Linked DNA regions of Homo sapiens: all the other regions are linked to region 1. A link is a loop called in an ENCODE intact Hi-C map of the cell type or tissue named here. Cell type or tissue: GM12878. All regions are shown on one strand. Region 1 has its middle 23 kb from the start of LINC01892. Region 2 overlaps DLGAP1 (DLG associated protein 1). Region 3 holds the start of DLGAP1 (DLG associated protein 1). Region 4 has its middle 300 kb from the start of DLGAP1. Region 5 holds the start of LOC124904239 (a long non-coding RNA gene).

Region 1 (5,000 bases):
ACACACACATATATCCATATATCAAATTAACCATATGCAAGCTACATATGCGTATTTGCAGAACTAGGTAGAAAATGTATATTCTTTTCACTCAAGAGGAAGATATGTTTTCTGATAATATCACATATTGGGTTTACTATTCAGGGAGCTATTTTAGAAATAAATTTTATGAAAGTCAACACCCCTTTTAAGCCCTTTATACAAAGAGCAAATCACGCAAAAGATAAAAACTGTTGTGCTTATGTAATCAATTGAAAATAGCAAGAAATGAAAAGAGGTGATTGGCAAAACAAAATGCTTTTGCAATCTTGGCTTGATTAAGCCAGAGTATCATTACTAATGTTGAATGGTAATTTACCCAGTGTTAGCACAAAACGAGGTTAGGAGTTTATTTCTGAATTTTAAGCATACAGAAAGAACATTTGATTTCATTTTTGCTGCAAACTAGCAAAACTGAGATGATTTTGCTGGTTTAAAGCACCTTCTACTTCTATTGTGCATCACAGTGAGTGGTCAGTGGGTGTATCAGCCAGGGTCCTTGAATCCAATCCAGCAGGCCACCTGCTTTTGTAAATAAAGTTTTATTGGAACATGGCCACACTCATTCATTTACGTATTGTCTGTGGCTGGTTTTTTTTTTTTTTTTTTTTTTTTTTTTTGGTACAACGGCAGTTGAGTAATTGTAGCAGAGACCATATGGCAGGCAAAACCTAAAATAGTTACTCCCTGGCCCTCTACAGAAAACATTCGCTGACCCTGTTCCAGAAGGAAACAGAAGGCACACTCCAGAGGGTTTAATAAAAATTATTCAGTGACGGAACTATTTACAGAGGTGTGGACGGGTTTACGGGAACCGTGAAAGACTGGGGTACACTGGGACTAACGATAGCAGGGAGCAATTTCCTCTTCCAGGCCTTCCAGGCTGGGAGGAAGCTGTGTACCGGAACTGGGCAGAGCTGCAGGCATGAAAGAAGGGCCTGGGAGGGAAGAGAAGAATATACAACCCAGCCTCTTGTCTTAGGCGGCTCGGGCTGCTGCAATAAAAAACCCCAGACTGGGTGACTTCAACAACAGAAATTTATTTGTTCACATTTCCGGAGGCTGGAAGTCCAAAATCAAGGTCCAGCAGGGCTCAGCCTCTGGGGAGCTTTCTCTTCCAGGCTTGCAGATAGTTGCTTTGTCCTTACATGACCTCTCCTCTGAGCTGTGTGTGGTGAGGCAGGGAAGGAGGGAGGGAGAGAGTGAGGGAGAAAGAGAAAGAGGGAGAAGGAGAGAGACAGATCTCTTCCTCTTCTCCTAAAGCCACCAATCTCGTAGCATTAGGAACCCGCCCTTATAACCTCATTTAACCTAAGTTACTTCCTGACTCCAAATACAGCCATACAAGGGGTGAGAGCTTCAAGATAGGAGTTTTGAGGGGACACGTGTTTAGTCCATATCACCTCTTTACCTCTCATCTCCTGACGGTGTCTCCCCCTCTCATGGCCCAACCCGACAGGAAGCCAGAGGGTGGGGAGCCGAGATGATGCTGTCTACGTAGAGCAGCCTCTGACCACAGAGTGGGGAAGAGAAAGCTGTACTATAGATGGGAGGTGGGGAAGGGCAGGGAGGCAAACAGAGAGCAATCAAGACAAGGGAGAAGTGTAGAAAATGTAGCTGAAGAGAAAAAAAGTTGCTTATAGAACTGTCCATGAGGAAAATGAGAATATGCCTTGTTTTAAAACCTCAAAGGACTGATTCACACTCTTATTTAGTGGAAATACATCAAGAGACTGCAAGCTTAACTTTCTCACAAACACATACATCTAAAAATAGCCTTTTGGAATCTAATTTATTGGTAAGCAAAGGATTGCAGCATTTGACTTACAATTAAGGTGTCACCTCCAAGTTAATCATAGGTCCATGGTTTGAATAGCTTAGATTCTCAACTTTCCAGAACATTTAGTAAGCGCTTGTGAAAAAGCTAAGAGCTCTGAAGGATAGAGGGGTTTATAGAAGATGTGAGACTGGTACCCTAATGCCTTCGTCAGGATCAGTATGGAGCAGACCCTCAGGACTGCAGAAGCAAGATCAATTCCTTTTGACAGGAATGACCAGTCAAAGACATGATGCAAAAGGCAGCATTTAAGGTACTCTTTAAAAAAATTTTATTATTATTATACTTTAAGTTTTAGGGTACATGTGCACAACGTGCAGGTTTGTTACATATGTATACATGTGCCATGCTGGTGTGCTGCACCCATTAACTCGTCATTTAGCATTAGGTATTTCTCCTAATGCTATCCCTCCCCCCTCCCCCCACCCCACAACAGTCCCCGGTGTGTGATGTTCCCCTTCCTGTGTCCGTGTGTTCTCAGTGTTCAATTCCCACCTAAGAGTGAGAACATGGACTTTTGTTTTTAACTAAGGGAACAAAGTCCTTTGATCCTTAAGGGGGTTTTGAGCCCAGCCTCGGTGTAGTTACCATTTATATCCACAAGATGGCAGGCACGACCCGGGAAGAGCCTGCAGTAGCCACCTCTGGATTTCAAGGTCTCCAGGCTCAGCCAGCTGGTGAGGTCTCTTGAGTCTCAAGAGAGGTTAGTGGGCAATGGCTTAGAAGCTGGGATTCAATTAGTAGCTTTTCCTATGTGGGAAAAAGCATCAGATCAGAGGACAATAAAGTAGCTAGGAGAAGTCATGAGGACCTGAGAAAGGAGGTAAGCAAATTAAAGCAAAATCAAGCAAAATCTGGATAGAGGAAGTAGGGTCATTTTAATAAAGAGTTGTTGCATGGCGAAAAAATCACAGGGACAGGCGGAAGGTCGGAGGAGCCAGAACGCCGGGTTGGAAAGTGAAAGGCTAAGAGATAAACCAGGCAGCAGAATGGAGGAAGTAGGGAAGAGGAGAGGGGCGTGTCAGGACAGCCAGAAGAGGTCTGAGCTTACAGTGCTATTCCTGCCCTCCTGTCCACATCCCTTGGTATGTCAAGGAGGGTTGACTGCTAGGATGGATTCTGACTTATTGGATCTTGGAGGAGGAGCAGGAAATAGAAGGCACAGAATAAGCCAAATCCACAGCCAATTCAGAGAATGGCAAACACTTCATTTTTAAAAAATTTAGATTCAAGAGCCACATGCACAGGTTTGTACTATACTGCATAATGCTGGGATTTGGACTTCTACAGAACCCATCACGCAAACAGTGAACATAGTGCCCAGTAAGTAGTTTTTCATCGCTTTCCCCTCTCTCTCTGTCCCCATTTTTGGAGTCCCCAGTGTCTATTTTTTCCATGTTTATGTTCATGTGTATCCATTGTTTAGCTCCCACTTATAAGTGAGAACATGTGATATTTGATTTTCTGTTTCTGTGTTAATTCACTTAGGATAATGCCTCAAGCTGCATCCATGTTGCTACAAAGGACATGATTTTCTTCTTTTTATGGCCGTATAGTATTCCATGGTGTATATGGAATTTTCTTTATTCAACGCACCATTGATGGGCACTTAGGTTGATTCCATGACTTTTTTTTGTGAATAGTGCTGTCATAAACGTAAGAGTGCAGATGTCTTTTTGACAGAACTGTTTATTTTCCTTTAGTAGATACCCAGTAGTGAGATTCCTGGGTTGAACGGTAGTTCTAGTTTTGGTTCTTTGAGAAATCTCCATACTGTTTTGCCTAGAGGTTGTACTAATTTACATTCCCACCAACAGTGTGTAAGAGTTCCCTCTACCACTGTTTTTCTCTGATGCACAGATATAACTATCTCACTCCAAATGTTTTACTTTTTTTTATTTTTAAGATCCAAGGTCTTGCTCTGTCATTCAGGGTGGAATGCAGTGTGAAATTATAGCTCACTACACTGCCACATCGATCTCCTGGGCTTAAGTGATCTTCTTGCCTCAGCCTCTTGAGTCGCTGGGACTATAGGCATACACTACTGTGACCAGCTATTTTAAAAATAATTTTTAAAAAAAAATTTAAAAAATAATTTTAAACTATGTTGCCCAAGTCGGTCTTCAACTCCTGGCCTCAAGTGATTTTCCTGCTTTAGCTTCTGAAAGTGCTGGGATTTCAGGTATGAGCCATCATGCCCAGCCCCAAACATTTTATTTTGTAATCAACCTCCAGTTATGTATACATGGCCTTGGCTTACTTCAGGATTTCAATGTAGTTTAGAGGTGTTTGCATTCATTAGAATCCCCCAGACATCTTAGATACCTACTTACCCCCAGTACAAATGGAGCCCTGCTTCAACCCAGAGTGTGAACCACCCTGCCAGTCCTCTTCTGACCACTTTAAAGAATGTGCTAAAACAAATGCACTGGGCAGTGTCAAAGAAACACAATTGGACATTAGTTAAATTGATGAAAAAAGATTGTGTTCAGTAACTACTGACAGCATTAGTTTGTTTCCTAATCAGAAGTACACTCATGTTTCTCTATTAAATGATTACCAGTGTTGATAAGGGGTGAGTTAGGCTAGTCACAGTCATTTCTAAAGTTATAAAAAGCCATGGGGATATAGTTTTAGAAGTACATCTAGAATCTGTATGACATTAAATCTCTAAGGAATCTTTGAAGTACTCTAGTATAGTCTAGTTCTGTCTGAATAGCGTTGGCTTCCCCAAGAGCACTTATCTATTAGGGGTGAGTGGGATTGGTGGAAGTCTGGTTTTGATAGCCATCTTGACACAATACACATGGTCCATAAAGAGCACTGTTCTTTGGAAATGAACATACGGAAAAACACAGGTGTTCTGACATGTTGGCCAGGGTGATTTGCCACTTCATCATACTGTGGGTAGGAGTTTGAAATATCCACTGCTGAACATTTTGAGGTTTTAAAATTAGGATGGAAACCAAGTTTTCTATCAGTGGAATATCTGTATTCTTCCAGAAATTGAGCTTCATATTCTTGCTTCCAAGTCTCTGCTCCATCCTTTTTATCACCACTGCTTCTCTTTGAGGTTTTCTTTTTGGCTCTTAAGACATCTCTCACACTCTTGCCACACTGTTAG
Region 2 (5,000 bases), 820 kb after region 1:
CATTTCAGTAAAGGACTATTTGGTTAATTGACAATTCCTAACACAACAAGTAAATTACAAGACAAAGGAAATGTCTCTTTGGAGGACTAACTTGACATGCTTGAAAGACTAAGAAGATGAAAAAAGAGGTTTAAATAAACAAACAGGGCATGGAAAAGGAGGATAAAAGATATGGGGAGGAAATTATATTAAGTAGGTCCTAATGGATTCAATGTGGATTTGCAGACTCATATCCAGATTGAAAAATACTCTTGAAGTTGGACCAACTTGGACAATCTGCACTGAGAAAAGTAGTAATCTCTCTTTGTAAACCTTCCAAATAAATATTATTTTAGATTCTGTTTCTGAAAATATCCATCAACACACAGGCAACTAAGGAGGCCTGTATAGTTTGATTTTAAATCGAAGACACTTTGTTTAGCATCTCATTTGAGGAAACGGGTGTTGAGATGCTACAATTTAGTTGTGGCTCCAGAGCCACTTACCCTGAATATCACATGAATGTGGGCTAATTTTTATAATGTGAGACTATTTTTTAAAGCAGTATTTGGTACCACTTCCATACGAAAAAAAGAAGAAATCAATTTTTATAGTTTTCTTTTTATTTAGGGACCTTCTGAGTACATAACTAAAAAACTGCAGACTAAAAGCTGATCATTCTCAGCAGGTAAAATTGCTTATTCAATACTTTAATGACCCAAAACTTCTAAACAAAAGATTTTCTTCTTTCTTCAGTTCCTTTGTTTAAAAAACCTAGAATTCATCAAATAAATGATGAAAAAAACTAATTTTTTTTAAATGATGTCAATTATCCCTTTAGGATTTAGGAGATAGATCAAAACACAGTCCTTCACACATCTCATGCTTGATGACATTGTAAAGCTGAAGATTTGAAAAGTGCAAATGTGATAGATTCTCTCAGTTGCTATTTTGGTAACTTCTCCTTGGCAACCATAAGATATGAATTAAATCTTGCAATCAGAGCTGCTGTACGGTATAGACTGTGATACCAACAGCACTCTCTGAAGTTGTGCACTGCACAACACTCCCAGCATCACATAGTGGCCCACTTTGACTATTGCCTACTCAGTGATAAAGTCTACCACAGATGATCTGAGTTATAGTTCTCAAATTTTGATGTTCATGCAAATTATGTGAAAAGTTTTTATTGATGATTTTTCCTGTATTCTACTTCTTCAGACATTATAATTCAATAATTTGGGGTGGAGAGGGGCATTTTTCAAATTCACCTTATTGAAAAGTAATTCCAAGTAATTTGGATGCAGGTGGTCCACAGATTACTCTTGGAGAGATCTTTGCCTAAAGGGCACCCATTTCTAATAATATGAAAGCAGCTCCTATTGCCAGCTCATTTGCTTTCAGTAACCTGAAAGGGTAGTTACATATTTTGATTAGAATTAATAGTGCTGCTATACATATATAATCCCTCATTATCTTGTATCATCATGTTCATATTTACTGAATAAAACTTCTCAGCAAGTAGTTACTGAGTAAGTTTTTTGAAGGAAGGATACCAAAAATCGAGAGTGAAAAAGAGGTATTATTTCTCAAAACTTCTACGGTGTATTTACATAGTTAAAAAATTTCAACACTGAGACGTCTTTTCTGCTTCTATTTAATTAAAGGAGAACACAATTCATCAAAATGTTGTCAAGAAGTTGTCAAATTGACTTAAATTAAAAAGCTAGCTTTATGCTTTCTGATGATCTAAGTAACTTCAGATATCAGGCTTTTTTATTCTATGTATCAGGGATATAAACCTGACCTTGGGTTTTCAGTAGAAAATAGTTTGGAATGTCTATTTAGATTGGGGTCATAATTCACAGAAGTTCTTCTAAGAACGTTTACAGATACCATCTCATTTAACTCACAATATTTTGAAGAAAATAGCATTATCTTTTATAATTGATGAAACAGAGAGGAAGCCTACCTTGTACAAATAGAAATACAAATTGAGCATCCCAAATCCAAAAATCTGACATCTAAAATGCTCCAAAATCCAAAACATTTTGGGCACCAACAGGATGCTTAAAAGAAATGCTTACTGGAGCATTATGGATTTCAGATTTTTGAATTTGGGATGCTCAACCAGGATGCTATACCTGAAATACTTTAAATGGCATATGGCATCTACAGATTTTTCTTCAGGTAAGAGATTTAACGGAATGTTTCACTTGGCATGTATGATAATATTGCATCATAATATTTTTATTATAGCTTTACAACTCATAACTCATTTGGCAGTAGTCATGATCAGTGATATGAAATAATTACAAAGTGATTCATGTTAACATAACTTAGTTTAAGTTCAATAATTCCCGCTGTCACTGGAGCCATTTGTACATATTGAATTTAATCTACTCATAACTCAGGCAAAAATTGCTTCCTTTTTTTTTTTCTTTATAAATGGAGTCTTTTAGGGCCTCTTGCTGAAAAAAGAAACTAACTCTGGATAACATAAGCAAGCAAGAATGTATTAGAAGGATCTTGAGGAAACTAACAAATTTGAAGAGAGGGCCGCAGAGTCAGTCTCAGAAAAGGCAGGAACCTGGACTTTCCAGAGCTGTGGGTGGCAGGAACAGTGTGGCTGAACCACTCAACCCCCGTCCTTCCCCAGAATCAAGGCATTAACCCTGACCGTTTTTTCTGTCTTTCATTTCTCCACTCAGTTGAAAATCCTAACAAAAGGAGGCTTCAGGGTCTCCGTTAGCTTCTAGGACTTATCATCATACCAAGACTGCGCCCACTGGAGGAAGGGAAATTCCCCAAAAAGAACTAGGTATACTGCTGAGAAAGGGAATGAATATTACTAGCAAACAACAACAAGTATAAATTTAGAGTTTCCAGTGCAGGATCTACAGGTGTATCCTGTCCTTCAGATCACAAATAGGCAAGGACCGAAGCTTCAGATAGCGTGGTAATTAATTGGCGAGTTCAGGATTAGTAACAGAAAGGCACACACAGTCATTTCCCGACTTCCCTCTGTCCTAACACTGAGCTACTCGATAGCTTCAGACAGTGAACTCTGAGAAGAGTGGAGAAAGCACAGTCTTGACTAAACCCCTAATGTTCTATGTCAGGGTGAATATGCCTGAACCAGAAGGAGCAGGGGAGACGTGACTCATTTATTTAGTTTTCAAGGGTAGGAGAACTGTTTATATGTTTTTCCCATGCTAAATTGTGCCACGAAGCACATCTCTTTAACTGCTCAATAAATGTTTGCTAAATTAAAATGAAGGAATAAGAATAGAAGACCTATATGCAAACAATTGGTTATTCAATATTCTGGCGACTGGTAGAGACATGGCCTTACATGTTTGTAAATCAGCTAGAAAAGACAATTGCGCAGTTATTATTTTATTTTATCTAGTAGAAGCCACCTCGCTTAAGATAAATATCAGTGAAAGTAGCTCAACATGGGGAATAAACAACATTGCATTAAAGCATTAAGATAACTCATTTAAGGGAGGGAAAAAAATATTTATAAAACTTAAAGAGTCTAAGCTATAAAGTGCAGCTTGTAAATTAGGGTGTCACTTTTGACTGATGTTTGAAGATATTGGTTCAGTATAAGGCAGTGGCACATAAGTGAACAAATTCCTAAGCGTTGTGAGGAAGAGGTGTAAAAGCACAAGGAAAATGATTGCAATCTCCTTCTACCACACCGTGCTTCAGTGGCACATTTACTAGGTGCAGTTTGCACACTATCCTTCCAAGAGACATAATGGACTTGATGAAGACCCAGCGAAAGGAATGTTAAATGACTAAAGGAATTATGGCACTTCTACTGATAATCATTACAATTATGTCCAACACTGCTTTAGTCCTTACTGTATGTAATCCATGTGGGAGTTCATTTTCATGTACTTACTGATTGAAACCTCACAAAATCCTATGAGGCAGGTAATATTATTTTATCCTCATTTTACAGATAAAGTTAACAAGGATCAGAGGCTTTAAATGGCTTGCCCAAGTCAGAAAACTAAGTGGCTGAGGCAAGATTTGAACCCAGGCAATCTGGTCCTAAAGTTCCTGCTACATGAAGATAGAGAAAAAACATTGAGGCCAGGCATGGTGGCTCATGCCTGTAATCCCAGCACTTTGGAAGGCTAAGGCAGGCGGATCACCTGAGGTCAGGCATTAGAGACCAGCCTGGCCAACTTGGCCAAACCCCGTCTCTACTAAAAATACAAAAATTAGCCAGGCATGGTGGCGCATGCCTGCAATCCCAGCTACTAGGGAGGCTGAGGCAGGAGAATTGCTTGAACCCGGGAGGCGGAGGTTGCAGTGAGCCAAGATCATGCCACTGCACTCCAGCATGGGCAACAGAGTGAGACTCCGTCTCAAAAAAAAAAAAAAAAAAAAAAAAGACATTGAAATTGAAATTTATAAAACTGTAAACCATGTTGACAGACATAACTTGGGTTTATCTTTTATTTCTCAAAACACTGAAAATGGGTTGTATTTTCAATCAAATAAGAGAAAGTGTTCATTTAAGCAGTGCTGGCAAAAACAAATGAACAAAGAAATTTTTATGTAACACATTATTCCAAATGGTGCTAGGAATTAAAAAAACAGCAGGTTCAAACAAAGCTTAGATAATTTCATGGATTATAGCTTGATTTGCAGAGTAACTGCTATTTTACAGGCCAACATGAGCAATTCCCAAGTGGTTCATATGATGTTACTCTCACGATGTCTCCTCTGGCCCCCAGTTACCCCTCACATTTGAGGGGAGGGAGTGCAGCAAGCTCAGTGCTTCCCCAGTTTTCTCCATTGAATATATGCACTTTTTGAATTTTTAAAATCAAACAATTTTTCTAAAATTCAACTTAATAAGTGGTTAATGGGTGTCCACTATGTGGTGGGCCCGTGAGGGTACAAAATGAATGTGTCATTCTTCTAATTTGAAGGAGTGCTTCACCAAGGGACAGAAGAATATGTGCTTCCAATAAGCTGGAAAACAGGTTTGAGTAGGG
Region 3 (5,000 bases), 600 kb after region 1:
CTAGTATTCAATAGTACAGCAGAGGAACTATATAGTTTAATTTATTGTATATTTCAAAATAGCTAGAAGAGAAGAATTCTAATGTTCCCAATACGAAGAAAAGATAAATGAGGTGAGGGATATCCCAATTACCCTGATTTGATCATTATGCATTGTATATATATACCAAATTATTGTATCTACCTGCAAAATATGTGCAACTGTGATATATCAATTTAAAAATTAGAAAAGAAAATCTATTAATTAAACATATTTACAAATCTGGAAAGGCAAATTTTCCAAATTATGAAGGCTATTATCACATATCAGTATTTTGCCTTTTCAGGGAATCCGATTTGAAGTGTCCCTATAATAATTCTTTTTTTTTTTTTTTTTTGAGAGTCTCGCTCTGTCACCCCGGCTGGAGTGCAGTGGTGTGATCTCGGCTCACTGCAATCTCCACCTCCCGGGTTCAAGTGATTCTTATGTCTCAGCCTCCAGAGTAGCTGGGATTACAGGCGCCCACCACCAACCCAGCTAACTTTTGAATTTTTAGTAGAGATGGGTTTTCACCATGTTGGCCAGGCTGGTCTTGAACTCCTGACCTCAAGTGATCTGCCCATCTCGGCCTCCCAAAGTGCCAGGATTAGAGGTGTGAGCCACTGAGCTGGGCCCCTATAGTAATTCTTGAATTGTCTGAGAATATCTTTTAGATCATTGCTAAAGCGTCGGTGCTCATGATATTACAATGCTGAGAATTTACCTCCATTTAGTGGTTTCAGTAATTGTTATTTTCTTTAATGGAAAATCACTCAGTGAAATTGCAGGAAAGAGGTTATTTATCTGAGTCATATTTTTATGAAAACTGTTTTTCACTTCCTTGCATTTTTAGAAGTGTTGTCTTTAAAAGGATATTCTATTAATATTTATAATTAGACATCACACAAAACAGATGCTAAATCTTATGCTATAACTTCTGGATAAAATTACATAAAGATTATGTACTTTTTGGCATAATATTCCCTCAGGAAGCTGTAGAACAAAGGACATTCTCCATGAAGATGCCATTTCTTTTTTTAATAGAAGGAAATAATAAGGCAGTGATTAACCACGATTATTTTAACTACTGTAACGTTTGCAATTAAGTGGGCAGCGCAGGAGCTCAATAAATACTTAATTGATTTACTTTTTTCTCTCCTTGACCCACATCGCAATTCACCCACTCACGCCGCTATCCCTATTCTAACTTTGAAACCAAGTGGATTCTCTCTGTTTTCAGTTTGTGGAAGCGTGGTGCTCAGCCTGTGTGGAGGGGCCTGGCTTCCAAGTGTACTTGGGGTGGAACCTGGGGACTTTACCGAGGGCACAGGTCAGGAGATGAGATTCGTTTCGCTTTTTGAATTACCTTTTGGCCTGTACCAAGATGAACTGGTGGGATATATAGTGTCATCGAACCCGGGAGAGTTGTTGTGGAGGTGAGGAAACAGCTCTGAGGGATAACGGTTTGAAAGTAGTGGCGCTGGGGACGAACATGGGTCCCTGCGAGTCTGAGACTCTCTATTGCCCCCATCTCCTTGCTGCCGATTACTTCTTCAAAAATTCTCCTAGGGACCCTGAGGAGGGACGGGAGAGGTCAGCAAACCCTCTGTCCACCAACTTGATTTCCTGTGATACAAAGTGTCATGAGTTCTCCTGCTTTCCTCCCTTAAAAAAGACAAGATTAGGAACAACGGCTGGCAAGAGAGGAGGGGAAAGCTTAATTCTCCACAGATGCTGCGCAAGGGAACCAATGGGTCACGCCCACTCACGGGTGGCCGCCTCTCTGTTCCATCCCGGGGATGTTGGGCTTTCCCCTCGGTCCGGGGCGAGCGCACTTCCCACCCGGAGACTGAGCGGGCAGCACTCGCAGGCCAGGAGCGCGTTCCGGGAGGCGCCGGCGCCTCCCCGCGGCCTGGGCGCACGTGCCTGGGCTGGGGCCGGAGCCCGCGGTCGCGCCGCGCCGTAGTAGCTGGGGCGGGTGGGAGCGGCTGGCTCCGGGCCGCGGCCGCCGCCCGCCCGCCGGCTCCGGTGGTTGGGCGGAGGAAGCGCGGGACTCCTCCTCCCCACCGTATTAACATGCACCCAGGGGCGGGTCACCAGCCCAGCCTTGCAGCCCCAGCCCGCCGCGTCCCGGCGCTCAGCCTCCGCTCCAGAGGCGAGCGCTGCGCTTCGGGCGCCGCAATCTCCAGGACACGGCCTCGCGGACACCTTCCGCCTCGGGGAATCGGCAGCATAGGCGGCGCGAACGGCCGCCGCCGCCTCGGCTCCTCTCTCGAGTCCTTCCCGTCACCTCGCTGAGAGCCGGTCCTGGTCGCGGGGACATCTCTCTCCTTCCTCCGAGGCTCGTGGGACCAACGGACGGACGCAGCCAGCGAGGGCCGGACTGCGGGACGCGGCCAGGTAACGCCGGGCTGCGCCGCGGGGCTGGGGCGTGCGCGGCGGCGGCGGTCGCGGCGCGCTGGGTGGCTCCTGGCTGCTGCCTGCCGCGCGGTCGCCGCTTCCCTCGCCCGCGGAGGGGCTGCGGGCTGGGCTCCCCCGGCCGCTGGCTCGAGAGTCCGCGCTCCTTACCCTTTCAGCCGCCCGGGGTGCACTCCCGGGCCCTCCGGGTAACCTGGGATCTCGGGGGCGAGCGCGTCCTCTCCGGCCATGCGGTCCTCGCGGCTCCCCACGGGGACCCAGGCAGGGGAAGGATTTCTAATTGCGACAGGGTCCCGGAAGGGGGAGGGGAGGAGAACACCGGTCCCCTGTCCCGGTCATGTCCACCGGTCAAATTCGCACCCCCACCCCACCCCCGATGCACCTTGCAGGGGAGGAGGGGGCTGCTCCCCGCAGGGCTTTCTCGGCAGGCTCCTGGGTCGTTTGCAAAGCAAGTTGTTGCACTAGCTTTTTGGGTGACATTTTGGCATTGTGGAAAAGGACCAACTCCCCCGTGCGTTTGTAAGAGAAAGCCAAAGAAACAGAGACACAAAGACAGGCACAGAGAGAGAGAGAGAGAGAGAAATGGGGTCCAAGGAGGAGGTCACTGGAGAGTCGCCCCCTGCCCGCGGCCAAGGCCAATTCCCGGAGAATCGCGGGGCGGGCCGGGAGACCCGACATTCAGCGAATTGAATGAGCCGGGCTGGAACCAAGGCCAAACAGGGACCTCTCCTCTGGGCTGGGCGAGATAACACATTGCACTTTCATTGAGGGGCGGCTGCAGCTGGGAGAGGCACCTTCGGAGGGCCCGCGGCGATGAAGACCCTGCTTTCAGGACTTCGGCTGCTGCGCTTTTTGCGGAAGGCGCGCTGTCCCGGCCTCGCTGGGTGGCACCGGGAGGCCGTGGGAAGGGGTGGCCCGTGGCTCGGCTGCCGGCGCCGGAGACACTGAGTGCCTGTGTCCGAGTGCCGCGCTCGCCCCCGGCTGCAGGGCTTGCCTCCAGCCCGACCGTAGCGCTGCGGAATTTTCTGCTAGAGAAGGGGAGGATGTGCGGAGGGCAAGGGGTTAAAGGTAGCCAGGCGGCAAGCAGTGGGACGCTGGGTGGGAGATGTCACGTCTTTTGTGGATCCAGGCGAGACTCTTCACTCCTTACTCCTGACACAGAGACTGACTCCCGGTCGTGGGAGGTGAATGCTCCCTGCCTCCTTCCATAACACGTGAAGTTAGGGAATTACGAGGAAAGACATATAATAAAAGTACCAATTAAAGACAGATCTTTTAGCTTTTGTGGTCTTCGTGAATGGCTTCGTAGAAGGTGAGGATAGATCAGTCTAAGATGTGGTTAGACATGGAGATGAGAAATGCTGAGAACTAGGAAAGCGATTTTAGGTCCTAAGGCAAACATCCTGCAAATTATTTTTTACCCTGAAAGAGCTGTTCTAAAAAGAACAGCCCTTTGACTGTTATTTATAGCACGATTTCAGTTCAGGAAACGACTTTCTATTGGCCTAGGTCATTTTGCATATAAAGCAATACTTTTTATTCCTTGAATAAAACTTGAACGGAAATGACATGGAGGCAAGAAATTTTACAAGATCCTAATTTATTTCATGCCAGAAGAATATAAAGTTTTCTTTAAGTTTTTAAAAGGAAATTCAAGCCTATAAAGAAATAATGAATATGTCTATGCAAAATGTATGATTTTAAAAAGTTTAAGTTATAAACGCTACCCTTGGTTCAGAAAATTCATACTCTGGCATGAAACAAGAAAGTTCATAGAAGTCAGGTGTCAGTAGCCCTGTTCTTAATTTCCTTTAGATTTAGTACTTAAATGTAAAGTTGTTTCAGTTGGTTAGTGCCTTGCAATACCCCTAGTCGCAGATATAAAATTCTGTGAATTTTTAAAAAACTAATTTACTTAAGAGAAAATGTTAGTTACCTTGTGTGAGTAAAGAAGAATGTACTTGCATACATAGATTTTTTTAAATTTATAGCTATCTATTTCTCTATATTTCATTCTAAGATTAGTCTGCAAATACAATACTTTATCTCAAACATTACAGGCAATATAAATATGGGCAAAAGGAACTGGTTAACATTCTTTTAAATATGTCAAAATAATTTTCTGACAAGGCTTCTTAAATCTCACACAAGCAATTGTGCTTTGGGGAAATAATGAGTATATGAGTTTTCCCTAGGAGGGAATTTTCATGGTTTAGCATCTTTAATTTCTCCATCAACATAAGCTTTGTTCTGCCAGGACTAAAAACCCAGTAAAAGCATATTAGCGATTAGTGAAAGCAAATGGAGACAAGACCTTCCTTCCAAAATATTATGTAGCGCATATAGAGAAATAGCCTAAAACTAATTGTAGTGTTCTACTTTTTAAATCCTTCTAAGCTTAAGTGTCCTATTCAACCCAATTTGGGAATAGAAACTGCATGCACTTTGAGTTAACTCTATTAAATATGTGTGCCTTTGTTCCATATAGCCATTTAGATTGATTTTTTTTAAATATAAAATTAAAACTTGGAAGAGGGGGACTTGTTTTACAAAGTACTCATTTT
Region 4 (5,000 bases), 300 kb after region 1:
ATGCTCCCCACAGCAGAGCTGAGCAGCAGGCACTTTTCCCATGCCACCAACAATGACTGTAATTGGTTCCTGATGAATGGTTAGCACATACTGAGCATTTGCTATATGCCAGGCACTGTGCTAACAGCTTTTGAATGCATCTCTCCTTTTAATCCTCACAACATGTGTAATGATCAACCCTGTTTTTCAAAATTGAACTGAGGCTTAGAAAGGTTAAGTAATTTGCCAAAGGTCATGAGGAGTTGGTCCTCTTACAATAATCCTATGCAACTTTCCATTAAAACAATTTTGTATGTATTGATCAACCACATATTCTGTTTCTGAAGGTCCACCAAATTTTTGGACTATAATAGTGAGCCATGCAGCCTGGGCCCTCCCATCACAGACTTTAAATCTAATAAGGGAAATAGATCTGCAAATACACAATTTTAATATGGTTGGGTACTGCATCGGAAGGCCCTCAGGATGTCATGCATGAAAGGGCTCCAGGAGGATATGATATCAAACTGTGACTGAAGGGTGGATAGCATTCAGCCTGGTGAGAAAAGGTGAGCATAAGAGAGTACTAAGCAAAGGACACAGTATACACAAATGCTTACAGACCAAAGAAAGCATAGCGCCTTCAAGGTATTTTGTGATAATGGACATCCTTGCATGCTGTTAGTAATTTCAAACTTTGACCTATATGGGCATGCATAGAACCTGAGTAATGAGCAAAAACGAAAGAACCTCATATTCTCAAAAAGAATGTATGAAATAGCATAAACATTGCCATGTGAAGGAGAACTTGACAAAAAAAAAAAAAACCATGGAATTGAATTGCATTATATTAATTCAATTAACTTCTGTTTTGTTTTTTGAGAGTCTCCCTCTGTCACCCAGGCTGGAGTGCAGTGGTGCAGTCATAGCTCACCGTAACCTCGACCACCTGGGCTCAAGCTATTCTCCTGCCTCAGCCTCCCAAGCAGCTGAAACTGTAAGTGCATGCCACCGCACCCAGGTAATTTTTTATTTTTTATTTTTTGGTAAAGACAGGTTCTTACTATGTTGCCCAGGTTGATCTGTAGCTCCGGGCCTCCAGTGATCCCTCCTGGCCTCTCAAAGTGCTGGGATTACAGGCATGAGCCACTGCCCTAGCCCTAATTCACTTAAGAAGTTTTAAACCTGTCCTATTTGATTATTATGATGAATTTCCTGGTTGAAATTGCTCCCCTCCAACTGACTGCACATTATGCCCCATGCTGACATCTCTAAAGTAACACACAGGTTATTTGACTCTGATCCTCAGAGAATCAAACTTTGTATCTTGATCTTCAACATCCTTTAGAAGAAAGGAATTTCCAGTTAAAGTGACATAAAGAGGTTGGTGATTCTTCCGATAGAACTGTCAAAACTGTCAAAAACAACCATTTTCTGGCACTAGAAATTGACCAGGGCAGAAAAGTTGAAGCATTTGTTCTTGAAAAACTGATAGACCTCCAGGAAAGGACAGATGACCTTGCCTAGGGAGCCCTTCTCACCTCCTAGTCCTTAAGGTGGAAAGGGAAGGTTTTCAAGATGATATTGAGCACAAAGTCAGCAGCTTTGCTGCCAGGAGGGGTGCTCTCCTTGGATCTGGAGGCAAAAATCTGAATTTGGGGGATAAAGGTGACAGATTTTTATCTAAATGGGAAATAATCCAATCACATATTTTGTGTGATAAAGAAAATATAGTATAGACATACAATATAATACCACTAAGTATATAAAGGAACGAACTACTGATACAAGCTGCAACATAGGAAAACCTGAAAAATGCCATGCCAAATGAAAGAAGCCACTCACAAACCACATATGTTATGTGAATCTATGTAAAATATCGAGAAAGGGCAACACTGTAGAGACAGAAACTGATTAGTTGTTTGCCTGGGGTGGGGGTCAAGGACTGACTGCAAAAAAAGACCTTAGGAAATATTTTGGGGTAGATAGAACTGTTCTAAAACTGGATTATGGGAATATTTGCACAGCTGTATACATCTGCTAAAACTCACCAAACTTTATACTTAAAGTATTAATTGTACAAGTTATACTTTAAGTATAAAGTGTACTTTTAACTCGATAAAGCAAAAGTTGGTGCATTTTATAGTATGCAAGTTATACCTCAATAATGGTGTTAAAAATTCTCCAAAATCTTGCTTCATGTACACATCCAGACAACTTCCTGAGACCATCCACCCTCCCTGCCAGGCAGAGACTTTGTCCAAGCTGACCTCCCTGCTGTGTCTCCTCTTCTTCTCCGGCAGCCACAGCACACTCATCCTGTAAGCAGGTGGTACAGCCAGCATGCTGCCCTGCTCTGCTGAGCTGAGCATGGGTAAGACTTACTAAAATGATAACTTCCACTTTTACTGCAAGAAGCCCTGTGTTTGCTGTAGCGGGCTGAAAAGATGCTGTCATTTTTCACATTTCCTCTTTCATGAAAACTTCAGAGAACACGGCCCAAGTCCCATTCTCTTCACTAAGCCTTCCCTGGCTATTCTAGTTCACAGTGATTTACAGCGAAATAAGGAGTCATTCTCTAATCATTTTATTCAACATCCTTTCAACAATTTTATTGAAAGCCTAGTATGTGCTGAATACTATTAAGGAGCTAGAGAAAAAGTTCCTACCTCCATGGAATCTATATTCTAGCAATTTATGGTACTGATTGTATATGGTACTATATCCATGAAATTCTGTCTGTGCTACTTTTGTTTCCATTGTTATAGTGTAATTTGTTATTTGAGAATGGAGGCTCTCTTACATCTTTTTCCATTATCACTAACACTGTCTTTAATGCAGTGTAAACCAAATGGTAAGTGTTTAAGGAATATTTGTATATGACTTATTCAGAGATTAAGTAATAATAATCTGCACCAAATTCTGAGAACTAACTGTATGCTATGTACTGATCTGCTTTATTTACGTGATACCATTTATGATTCCTGTAATATTTGAGATTTGTATTATTTCAATTTACTGATGAAAAAATTAAAATGGAAAGAAATCAAGCAACTTTCCTGAAGTCACATAGGTAGTAGATGATGGAAATATGGCTCAATTTTAAGAGTGTCTCATTCCAAAACTTTGCTTTTAGCCATATGCTATCTCCATGGCACATTTTAATTTATCTTTTTTGTAGTTATATAAACATCTTTATTTAAAGCCATCAACATACTACATGGTGTTTCAGTTTTGAAGTGGTAAGCATTTAACAGCCAAATATATGTATTGAAATTAACTGTTTGGAGACAATACTCCATGGATCTCTCACGATTTTGCATGTCTTAAGAGAACATGTACTTTGATCTAGGCTAACTTTCCAAGGATTATTACATAGCAAACAGCCTTGAAAAACAGAATTGTCCCTCTCTGGAGCAGATGGAAGATGTTTTCACTGTCTAGCTACAGGGGTGTCCAATCTTTTGGCTTCCCTGGGCTACATTGGAAAAAGAATTGTCTTGGGCCACACATAAAACACACTAACATTAAATGTTAGACCTAAAACCATAAAAACCCTAGAAGAAAACCTAGGCAATACCATTCAGGACATAGGCATGGGCAAGGACTTCATGTCTAAAACACCAAAAGCAATGGCAACAAAAGCCAAAATTGACAAATGGGATCTAATTAAACTAAAGAGCTTCGGCACAGCAAAAGAAACTACCATCAGAGTGAACAGGCAACCTACAAAATGGGAGAAAATTTTTGCAACCTACTCATCTGACAAAGGGCTAATATCCAGAATCTACAATGAACTCAAACAAATTTACAAGAAAAAAACAAACAACCCCATCAAAAAGTGGGCGAAGGACATGAACAGACACTTCTCAAAAGAAGACATTTATGCAGCCAAAAAACACATGAAAAAATGCTCATCATCACTGGCCATCAGAGAAATGCAAATCAAAACCACAATGAGTTACCATCTCACACCAGTCAGAATGGCGATCATTAAAAAGTCAGGAAACAACAGGTGCTGGAGAGGATGTGGAGAAATAGGAACAATTTCACACTGTTGGTAGGACTGTAAACTAGTTCAACCATGTGGAAGTCAGTGTGGCGATTCCTCAGGAATCTAGAACTAGAAATACCATTTGACCCAGCCATCCCATTACTGGGTATATACCCAAAGGATTATAAATCATGCTGCTGTAAAGACACATGCACATGTATGTTTACTGTGGCACTATTCACAATAGCAAAGACTTGGAACCAACCCAAATGTCCAACAATGATAGACTGGATTAAGAAAATGTGGCACATATACACCATGGAATACTACGCAGCCATAAAAAATGATGAGTTCATGTCCTTTGTAGGGACATGGATGAAGCTGGAAACCATCACTCTCAGCAAACTATCCCAAGGAGAAAAAACCAAACACCACATGTTCTCACTCACAGGTGGGAGCTGAACAATGAGAACACATGGACACAGGAAGGGGAACATCACACAATCACACACCAGGGCCTGTTGTGGGGTGGGGGGAGGGGGAAGGGATAGTATCAGGAGATATATCTAATGTTAAATGACGAGTTAATGGGTGCAGCACACCAACATGGCACATATATACATATGTAACAAACCTGCACGTTGTGTACATGTACCCTAAAACTTAAAGTATTAAAAAAAAAACTAACATTAATGATAGCTGATGAGCTAAAAAAAAAATCACAATAAATCTCATAGTGTTTTAAGAAAGTTAATGAATTTGTATTGAGACAGATTCAAAGCCGTCCTGGGCCACATGTGGCCTGTGGGCTGCAGGTTTGACAAACTTAGTCTAGTATAATAAAAGTAATGCCATTTTCCAGGACAAAAATGTCTGTCAGTGAGAGGTGAAGCCGGCTGGGCTTCTGAGTCGGGTGGGGACTTGGAGAACTTCTCTGTCTAGCTAAAGGATTGTAAACACACCAATCAGTGCTCTGTGTCCAGCTAAAGGTTTGTAAAGGCACCAATGAGCACTCTAAAAATGGACC
Region 5 (5,000 bases), 880 kb after region 1:
TAATGCAGCATTAGCCAGGAAAGACCTAGTTATCTGGTCAACCAACAAAATGATCTTTATCTCCATGTTAATAAATGTAAATAATTATTCTACCATTTGGTAATGTCAGGATGGCTATGGCTTTTCGTCCCAAGGGGTTTTGGTTCCAGTGCCAAATGTAGCTCTATAAACTGTGCAGAAGCAAATTTAGGTCACGATCAATACAAGCAATTAAGCCTTTGCAAAAGTGGCTAAGCCTTTGAATTCATTTAATTATGTTAGACCCAATGTAGGAAAAGAAAATGTTTCCTTTTTTCTTAAAGTTTATCCAGAATTTTTTCAAATATTTAACGCTCTTCTTTCTGCAGTACAGATTTGCTTTGCGTAAACTGGCTCTATTAATCTAAAAATAGACTGCTTGTAGAATATTATTAACTTTCCTGCGTGGGCATTATGCACATTCTGTACCATCACTCTCTGCAACAAGATGAGAAAATACCCTCGGGTCTGTCTTTTTACTGGGAAAGCTTTCTGGAAAAATAAAATGAAAAGGCTACTTAGGCCATATTTGATGTGAAGGAAAAGTACAGTATTTTCAGATGTTAGTTTTAGACCAAGAGGGAGAATTAATTTATAGGTATGACTAATGCTCAGTCTTGTTAAAGAAATGATTGTGCATGAAACCCAGGTAAAGATTATCTGACGTCTTCCAAGGAAACCTACATGGCAATTAATTCTTCGTAGCTTCTAGCAGAAAGGTTGGAATCCATGACTCTTCCCTTTCCAGAGGAAAGAGGAAATGGATGACTCAAAGGAGCCACATAATTTAAAAAAGAAAAGGAAAATGTACAAAGGTCAAGAAACAAGGTCAAAAGTTTAAGAAAGTTAAATTATAGTGCAAAAGGTAATTTTGTCAATAAAGTGGCTTGTACCTTCAAATAATTTTTTGATTTTTTGAAATGCCTACTTTTGATAGACATATATAGAGAGAAATAATATACAATGAAATGTTCCCTTTAGTCTGCTTCTTCTCATGTAATCTATGAAATCCTGGTATATCTCTCTTCTTTCTAAATATTTCTTATTTCTTCAGTTAGCCTCTCACATTGTCAGTTAAGTCATTTTATTTTGCACTAGAGTTAAACTCGTCTATTTTTCTTAAATCTCAATTAGGGAAAATGGTTTGCCTGGTAGTCATCAAGCTATGCACAAAAAGGACTGACAGTTTTCAGTATGACTTGTATATTTAATTTTCTTGCATATTCAAAATGCCAAGAATTTGATTTAATGTATTTTCTTCCTAAAAAGCTGTTTTGTTCACATATTTTTTCTTTTGGTTTCTGATGGTCTGTTTTGGTAGCTCATGTTTCTGTAACCATCAGTCATTGGCCTACCTTTGAAATAATAGGGACATGTTTATAATTGCCATTTTAAGGAGCCCAGCTATGATTACCCTTATCTGAAATGTGTTCCTTCCTTGTTCACAATCTCCTGCAAACATTGTTTTCTTCCTCTCTACCCTTATGAAGTGAATTCGGTGTTATCAACTATTGACAGACAACAGCTTCATTAAGGGCAGCACATTATTATTTCACTTGATTCTACCTGTCCATGGTCCAGCATTTCTAAAACCCAACTATCCTTTGTAGGTGCTAGTGTGGTGGCAACATTTAATAACCAGTGTAGGGGAAGAAGAATAATTATTATCTCAACCCTGATAAGTTTTAAGTTGGAATGGACCCCATAGCAAAAGACACTTTAAAAAGAGAAAAACAAACAGAAGTTTATTAATATGTTTATTTAATACACGCATGGAAGATACCTAGGGAATGAGTAATTTTCAAAGAGGTGGCTTGAATTCCAACTTATGTGGGATCTTCTACAAAGAACAGTCAATGCTTAGAGAAGTGACAAGACAAAAAAAATAAAAAATAAAAAGACTTTGTATCTCTAGGGGCCACAAGGTGGGGGAAGGAAAATAACTGGCAGAGAAAGGCTGGTTTGCAAAGCTTGCTAACGTAGTTTCCTCTGGTGCCATCTTCCGGCCCGTAAGGGTGAAAAACTCTCTTCAGTGGTTAACCTTTGTTCTTTCAGAGAGGGGAGGTGAAATAGCTTTTGTCTTTGTAAATTTACATCCCAATTTTAGGCAAATAGAGAGAGGGCAAAGAGCCTTCCTGCTTCTGCTTGTTCTTAATTCCTTCAGCCCAATCAGACTTCTGCCAAAGAGGCACATTTGGGTGTAGCGTATTCTGGTTTCCCATACCTGCTGTCAGAAAAAAGGTTGGTAATATTTGCCAGTTTCTGCAGTGCATGCACTTTTTCCACGGCTAGCTTCAAGCTACCAGCAAGTCTTTCCCGACTCCTGCTTTGGAAAGATGGGTATGGTCTCCCTAGCCAGTCCCCACCATGCCAACTGAAAAATAGGCTGGAGCAGGGGGATCTGCAAATCGCTATCATCTTCTCTTTAATTGAGTGCACTTAGTGCTACAGATTGGAATACATATGTTGCTACTGGTGTTTCTTCTAATGGAAGAAAACAGCTCCCATATTTATTAGTAGTACTGCTATTACTTTCTCAGTAAGGGCTCCCCTAATTTCTTTTTTTGGAGCAAACAAAACATTATCTACCGAAAGCTGTAGATGTGTTTGTTGATGAGTACCATACATAAATACAGCCCATGTGAGAAGTGAGAATGTCAAAATACCAGACACTTTAAAAAAAAAAGAAGAAATCCAAAGACACTTAAAGGAACAATAAAGGAAAGAAATTAAAGGTTGATTGTCGTCCAGATATAGTGGTACTTACTTGAAAATGTGTCCTTGAAAGTCTATTAAAAGATCAGACACAGGAGCTTTCGGTTTTGTTACGAATAAGAGTGTTTTCAACCAAGATAGTAGTGCTTCTCCTTGTTCACAGAGGTATTGACTCCTATCACGGGTAGCTCCTGCTGCATTTTCTCCTTTATACTGCCGCAGTATATATTTCAACCACCTGTGAAATTAAAAAATGTCCCTGTAGCAGTTGGATTCGGTTTGTTAGTCCATGTCTTATCAAAAACTGTTTAAATGTATCTCTGGTGACATTTCAATGATAATTAAAAGCAAGATTCCAAGTTTCAGGAGGGAAGCATATTTTCAGTTACATCTTAACTCATCCAGTGTAACTCTGCCAAGAAATGAGTTCATCACATGAAATAACAGGAGTCTAATTCTTCCCATAATCTTTCATTTTAACATTTCATTTATAAACAACCAAGATGAGAAGATGGATGTGATCAAAGGACTCTATTTTATAAAAGAGATGTGAAAAATCCTAGACGTAAATCACCTTACTAAGTTAGGTCAAATAGTCAAGAAAATGTGAGACACTCTTATCTAACTTGGGCACTAAAAGAATATTATTTTATTTTTGCTCAAACCCATCAGTATCTCTGTCCATTAGTAGAAGTCCTTGGTGCCTGGACCTCTGAGCAGCTTCCTGACTGATCCCTCTGTCTCCAGCCTGGCCTTCTTTCTAGACTTCACTGGACACCCTTGTAGTTGTCATCTTCCACAAGCAGAGCTCTGAACATTTGACTTCCCAGCAAATCTTTACTGAAAGCCAGTTTCTCCATTACTTCCTCCTGGTTAGAAGTGATTTTCCCTACCTCTGAGCATATGATAAAATTTTGTAAACCTTCCCCATCTAAAGAATATTATATGTGTGTGAGAAACGGAACACAAATGATAGAGCAAAGTGGTGAAATGTTAATACTAGGTGAGCCTGGGTGAAAGTTGTATGCATATTCTTTGTACTAGTATTGAAACTTTTTGTATTTAATATTTATTTCAAACTACTTTTTAAAAACCTTCAACATCAGATCCCAGTTTATTAAACTCAATAATAATTCTCCCATCGGTGCCACCTGCTCCAGTTACCCCAGGTGATGATGGTATTGGCTCTAAATTAAGCCTTGCAAGATGTGCAGTTCCTGATAGAGCAACACAAAGGGCAATGTCAAATGTGTGGAATTTTGGGAAAGTGTAATGTCTTTGGGGTGACTGGCCACCTCTCCCATTTTGTTTGGGACTGAGTAAAAGTAGTAAAGTCCCAGACAAACCCAGATGAGTTAGTCACCCTCCTTTGTGGGACTCTGCTGGATGAGTGTAACTGAAGCCAAACACTAGTGTCAGGAGTGCTGGGGAACAATCCAAACAAGAACACCTCTGTTTCATTCTGTGTGAAGTAGGAAACCTGATAAGCCCTTTCAACTACAAAGGGAGAGAGTCGTATTATGAAAAGTGTAAGTTGTGTTCAAAGAAAATTCATCTTTGATGCACGCATGATTGTGAAGAGAGGGAGATCACGAGGGAGATCCATGTTGCTGTGTTATTTGAGGATTTCCATTGCCTGTCAGTAAAGTCCAAATTCCTTAGCTCAGAATAGAAGACTTATTTATAAGGACTACCATGTATCCAGGGCAATATAAATGACTTTCACTCACCCCAAAACAACTGATAAAGTTCATGCCATTATGCCCAATTTGAAAAATACAGACACTGAAGATCAGAGAGGTAAAGTGCCTTCCCCAAGGGACGCAGCCGAGATTTAATGGCTCGATAAGTGTTGAGTGAGGTTACTGGGAGAAGATTTCAAGTTGCCAGAAGTTTTGATTCTAGGATTCATGTACTTAAAATAGAAGAAAGAGCTTTCTTTTCATTTTATTACAAATAAACTTATTGAGACACTAAAGCACATAGGATATGTGTGAGGCTTTAAGAGGCTACAATTTGGGCCTAAATGTGAGAGTCTAGGATAACATACTTCTCATAACCAGCTGTGTGACCTTGAATAAGTTACTCTGTGTCTCAGTTTCCTCATCTCATAGAATGATGATAGTATGTCTTATAATTAATGTAAGACACTTATCACAGTGCGTGGTACTCAATAGGCACTGAATCAATAAGAACAATAATAACAAAAGGCATCATGACTATTTTAATGTTGAAAGGAAATGGTCTTAAGTTAGGAACTTAAATGT

What was found. Hi-C counts contacts between places; a loop is a spot of excess contacts. Peaks named below come from ENCODE experiments on the same cell type or tissue, not always from the same donor. Only the 100,000 strongest peaks of a DNase experiment are listed, where the experiment ranks them.
Region 2: a loop joins it to region 1, with 4 times the contacts of the local background. A loop is called at or near these places in 2 of 110 quality-filtered maps.
Region 3: it touches region 1 in a loop (8-fold over the local background); 4 of 110 quality-filtered maps call a loop at or near these places.
Region 4: it touches region 1 in a loop (3-fold over the local background); 2 of 110 quality-filtered maps call a loop at or near these places.
Region 5: it touches region 1 in a loop (6-fold over the local background); 5 of 110 quality-filtered maps call a loop at or near these places.

Annotation. Positions count from the first base shown.
Region 1 is chr18:5,055,415-5,060,414 of GRCh38, reverse strand. No RefSeq gene overlaps it. Among named protein-coding and RNA genes, the nearest start is that of LINC01892, 23 kb to the left of the region's middle. In GM12878, a CTCF peak has its summit at 2,484 (motif pointing right); DNase peaks (open chromatin) are centred at 1,539 and 2,583.
Region 2 is chr18:4,235,110-4,240,109 of GRCh38, reverse strand. The region is part of intron 1 of DLGAP1 (DLG associated protein 1); the gene reads left to right. Among named protein-coding and RNA genes, the nearest start is that of DLGAP1-AS5, 27 kb to the left of the region's middle. In GM12878, no CTCF peak of the experiment used is centred here; a DNase peak (open chromatin) is centred at 2,980.
Region 3 is chr18:4,452,424-4,457,423 of GRCh38, reverse strand. DLGAP1 (DLG associated protein 1) reads left to right here and starts at 2,117. Exons shown (of 13, transcript NM_004746.4): 1 at 2,117-2,418. RefSeq lists a silencer at 1,968-2,097. In GM12878, a CTCF peak has its summit at 1,918; no DNase peak of the experiment used is centred here.
Region 4 is chr18:4,753,414-4,758,413 of GRCh38, reverse strand. No RefSeq gene overlaps it. Among named protein-coding and RNA genes, the nearest start is that of DLGAP1, 300 kb to the right of the region's middle. In GM12878, no CTCF peak of the experiment used is centred here; a DNase peak (open chromatin) is centred at 2,393.
Region 5 is chr18:4,179,402-4,184,401 of GRCh38, reverse strand. The region is part of intron 1 of DLGAP1 (DLG associated protein 1); the gene reads left to right. It overlaps LOC124904239 (a long non-coding RNA gene), which reads right to left and starts at 3,242. Exons shown (of 2, transcript XR_007066271.1): 1 at 2,786-3,242; 2 at 1-2,245. RefSeq lists an enhancer at 1,879-2,173. In GM12878, a CTCF peak has its summit at 2,013 (motif pointing left); no DNase peak of the experiment used is centred here.